Linked DNA regions of Homo sapiens: region 2 is linked to region 1. Evidence: read pairs that join two places in POLR2A ChIA-PET (ENCODE). Cell type or tissue: OCI-LY7. All regions are shown on one strand.

Region 1 (2,500 bases):
ATTTGTTCCACGGCACTCCAGCCTGGGTGACAGAGCGAGAATCTATCTCAAAAAATAAAAATAATAAAAAGTAGCCAGCTGCAGTGGCTCATGCCTGTAATCCCAGTACTTTGGGAGGCTGAGGCGGGCGGATCACCTGAGGTCAGGAGTTCGAGACCAGCCTGACCAGCATGGAGAAACCCCCGTCTCTACTAAAAATACAAAATTAGCTGGGTGTGCTGGCGCATGCCTGTAATCCCAGCTACTCAGGAGGCTGAGGCAGGAGAATCACTTGAACCTGTTAGACAGAGGTTGTGGTGAGCCGAGATCGCGTCATTGCACTCTGGCCTGCACAACAAGAGCGAAACTCCGTTTAAAATAATAATAATAATAATAATTAAAAAGATACACACAGTCTCTTCTTTCATGCAGTATAGAGTCCAGCAGAGCCGGGAGACACAACTGAATAAAAGGTCACACACAGAATGCCAATAGAGAGCGCTCACATGGTCTGGGGTCAGGAAAGTGAGGTGGGTGAAGGGTGAGCAGGACAGCCTTCCAGACAGAAGGAACAGCATGCACAATGGCTGAGCAGCATGGAACAGCCTGGCACATGTCAGGAGCCCAGAGAAGGCCAGCATTCTAGGGCAGACAGAGCAAAGAGGTGAGTGGGAAGAGAGAAGGTGAGACTAGTGAGTAGAAGCTAGACCGACCCCATAGGGATATAAAGGTCCTGTTCAACATTCGAGACTTGATCCTCCACTGCTTCAGGAGGATGCAGGAAGGATTCTTGAGGCAGATGGTCTAGGAACCAGGCCCTGAAGGTTGGTGAGAATTGCAACAGGGAAAGGTAGCCCCAAAAGGTATTCCAGGTGAAGGTAACAGAGTGAACTCTGATCCAGAGGGACAGAGTCCAAGGTGCTGAGGAAATAGAGTGGCCTGGCATGGGAGGAGCCTGGCAGGGGTGGTGCATGCAGGGGTGTAGGGGGCAATAAGCCTAGATAGCAAGGTCAGAGACAACACCAGACATGGCATGCTAAGGAGTTTGGACTTTATGCCACAGACAATGGGGAGCCACTGAAGATTTTTTGATTATTAGAGAGATAGGACCAGAGCTGGCCCTTAGGAAGGTTGGATTTGGTGGGGAAATCAGGCAGGAGAATACTATTTATTTATATGAGAGGCAACATGGGTTTGATTTTAATACTCAACAATGTAATGAGTGCATGGTACCTGCCAATACTGAAAACTGGAGGGGCAAAGAGAAAAAAGGGACTGCCCCTGTCCTGTCCCATGGAGCTCGTAGATGACTAAACTGACAATGATGATACAGTGTGATGTGGTAGTGATATGACCAGCATGTTATGGGTGCCCTTAAGAAAGGGGGCCACTGAGGCTGGGCACGGTGGCTCACACTTGTAATCCCAGCACTTTCGGAGGCCGAGGCAGGTGGATGGCTTAAGTCTAGGAGTTCAAGACCACCCTGGGCAACATGGTGAAACCCCGTCTCTACAAAACATTTACATATTTGCTGGGCATGGTGACACGTGCCTGTAGTCCTGGCTACTTGGGAGGCTGTCATGGGAGCATTGCTTGAGCCCGGGAGGTTGAGGCTGCAGTGAGTTGAGATCGTGCCACTGCACCTAGCCTGGGTGACAGAGCAAGACCTTGTCTCAAAAAAATAAAAGAAAGGGGGCCACTGAGGCTGGGCACGGTGGCTCATGCCTGTAATCCTAGCACTTGGGGAGGCTGAGGTGAGCAGATCACCTGAGGTCGGGAGTTCGAGACCAGCCTGACCAACATGGTGAAACCCTGTCTCTACTAAAATATACAAAAAATTAGCCAGGTGTGGTGGCATTTGCCTGTAATCCCAGCTACTCAGGAGGCTGAGGCAGGAGAATCGCTTGAACCCAGGAGGTGGAGGTTGCAGTGAGCTGAGATTGTGCCATTGCACTCCAGCCTGGGCAACAAGAGTGAAACTCCGTCTCAAAAAAATAAAAAAAGAAAAGAAAAGAAAAGAAAGGGGGCTACTGAACTCAGCCTGAAGTGGGGCAGCGGTCAGCAAAGTCTTGTGAATGAATGGTGAGTTACCAGGAAAAAGGGTGAAGAACAGTATTCCAGGCAGCAGCTGCACGTGTAAAAAGCATGGAGTGGTGAGAGCAGAGTGGCTCAGCCTGGGCTGAGGATGAGGAAGCCGGTGCTGTGACTACAGAGGAAGCCAGAAAGAAAGCAGGGGACAGACCACGAGGACTTTGCATGTCATACTAGTTTGTTTCTTATCATTAAAGCCATGGATCCCTCCTCCCTAAATGAATAATCCCACCTTTTTCCCTTTGTTCCCACAGTCCTGGGAGGAGGAGTAGCTGTTTCCTGCAGTTGCTGCCTCAGTGATACCTCAGTGTTCTCTTTGTCATTTCACTTTCCAAGTTGAAGTTAACAATTCTTTTTTGTTTTGGACCTAGTAAACAATTCTTTATCTTAAATTGACCCTGTTACAATGTGTTACAATAGCTGGTGTGAT
Region 2 (2,500 bases), 350 kb before region 1:
GGGAGGCTGAGGTGGGAGGATGAGGATTGCTTGAGTCCAGGAGGCAGAGGTTGCAGTGAGCCGAGATTGCACCACTGTACTCCAGCCTGGGCGATAGAGTGAGACCCCATTACAAAAAAAAAAAAAAAAGGGTGGGCGCAGTGGCTCACGCCTGTAATCCCAGCACTTTGGGAGGCCGAGGTGGGTGGATCACAAGGTCAGGAGATTGAGACCTCCTGGCTAACACGGTGAAACCCCGTCTCTACTAAAAAACACAAAAAATTAGCCGGGCATGGTGGCAGGTGCCTGTAGTCCCAGCTACTTGGGAGGCTGAGGCAGGACACTGGCATGAACCTGGGAGGCAGAGCTTGCAGTGAGCCGAGATCACACCACTGCACTCCAGCCTGGGCAACAGAGCAAGACTCCGTCTCAAAAAAAAAAAAAAAAAAAGAAGTAAGTTACAGAATGATACAGGCACTGTGATTCCATTTCTACTAAGTTAAAAAATAGACCAAAAAAAAATACCCACACAAAAACATGTCTAGATTTTCATTGTGTATTCATCAGTCCATTATTTTGAATTACAACTGAATGAAGAGATAGACAGATAGATGGAATCTAGGTATCATAGGTAACACTGAGTGAATATAGGGCATAGTCCCTATTTTAAGGAGCCCAAAGATGGAAGCATAGGCTATAGCCCCATCTACTAGCTGGCCGATAATATTCATAAACTCATAGGCAAGGATGTGAATGTATGGTTCAGAACACACATAAGAAAACCGGGGGATTTGAGGTAAATGAGCTACTTAATCCTTTCTAAAAACACACCTTTTTTCTTATTTAATTTGAAAGTAAATACATCTTTCATTTTCATTTTTTATTTTTTTCTATATCAGACCACTGCTGGAGACATCTTTTTCTTAATTTAAAAACACAGGCAAAAATGTGTATAGAACATAAGCATATTGAAGCTATAATGAAAACAAGGGGATGGTTAATATATAATTCAGTATAGTAGTGGCTAACTGGGTGTGATGATGGAGGAGACCACAGGGAACTTTTCCATTCCTTCAGCTGGGCAGCAAGTATGGGAATTCCTTTTATTATTTTTCTTTTAAACTGGACACATAGATTTTTATATCCTTTTTAATACGTATTTTACAATGAAAATGTTTTTAAAAATTATCTTTTGGGCCGGGTACAGTGGATCACGCCTGTAAGCCCAACACTTTGGGAGGCCAAGGTGGAGGGGTCACTACGTCAAGAGATCGAGACCATCCTGGCCGACATGGTGAAACCCTGTCTCTATTAAAAATACAGAAATTAGCCGGGCATGGTGGTGGGCGCCTGTAGTCCCAGCTACTCATGAGGCTGAGGCAGGAGAATCGCTTGAACCCAGGAGGCAGAGGTTGCAGTGAGCCAAGATCATGCCACTGCACTCCAGCCTGGCAACAGAGTGAGATTCCACTCAAAAAAAAAAAAAAAATTCTCTTTTGAGCCCTGCCACAATTTATATTCATAAACTCTTGCCCCAGTAGATGGTGCTGTGTCTTGGGAAGCTCTAAATGAAGGAGTGCCCTAGCTTATTGGGTTGCAGCTTGGAGTCCATGGAAGCTCGTATGTGAATCTCGAGGAAATCAATTTCAACTTTTACCCTCTCAATGGGATTTTGTATGAAACCATGCTCGAGTGTGTGTGTGTGTGTGTGTGTGTGTGTGTGTGTGGTGTCTTTAGACTGTAATATCTAAGATTAACTTGGGTGATCACTAAAACTCCAGAAGTGCTTTGCCACATTATAACCAGGCTTGAAGTCTTGAAGCCTCTACATCTTTTTTTTTTTGAGACGGAGTCTAGCTCTGTCACCCAGGCTGGAGTGCAGTGACATGATCTCAGCTCACTGCAAGCTCTACCTCCCGGGTTCACGCCATTCTCCTGCCTCAGCCTCCCTAGTAGCTGGGACTACAGGCACCCGCCACCAGGCCCGGCTAATTTTTTGTATTTTTAGTAGAGACGGGGTTTCACCGTGTTAACCAGGATGGTCTTGATCTCTTGACCTCGTGATCCGCCTGCCTCAGCCTCCTAAAATGCTGGGATTACAGGCGTGAGCCACCGTGCCCAGCCTGAAGCCTCTACACCTTCTATAAGAATCTCAAAAATTGTTAAAGACTGTGAAAGCCTGTAATCCCAGCACTTTGGGAGGCCAAGGCAGGCGGATCATGAGGTCAAGATTTTGAGACCATCCTGGCCAACACCCTGTCTCTACTAAAAATACAGTGACACCCTGTCTGACACCCCGTCTCTACTAAAAATACAGAAATTAGCTGGGCATGGTGGCACGCACCTGCAGTCCCAGCTACTCGGGAGGCTGGGGCAGGAGAATCACTTGAACCCGAGTGGCAGAGGTTGCAGTGAGCCAAGATGAGATCATGCCACTGCACTCCAGCCTGGGCAGCTGAGCAAGACTCTATCTCAAAAAAAAAAAAAAAAAAAAAAAAAAAAAAAGACCGTGAAAGGACTG

The links. Peaks named below come from ENCODE experiments on the same cell type or tissue, not always from the same donor. Only the 100,000 strongest peaks of a DNase experiment are listed, where the experiment ranks them.
Region 2: POLR2A ChIA-PET joins it to region 1 with 5 read pairs; 2 of 35 experiments call an interaction of 5 or more read pairs at or near these places.

Annotation. Positions count from the first base shown.
Region 1 is chr14:75,226,049-75,228,548 of GRCh38, forward strand. No RefSeq gene overlaps it. Among named protein-coding and RNA genes, the nearest start is that of TMED10, 51 kb to the left of the region's middle. In OCI-LY7, no CTCF peak of the experiment used is centred here; no DNase peak of the experiment used is centred here.
Region 2 is chr14:74,876,998-74,879,497 of GRCh38, forward strand. No RefSeq gene overlaps it. Among named protein-coding and RNA genes, the nearest start is that of PROX2, 2.1 kb to the left of the region's middle. In OCI-LY7, a CTCF peak has its summit at 1,519 (motif pointing right); a DNase peak (open chromatin) is centred at 1,534.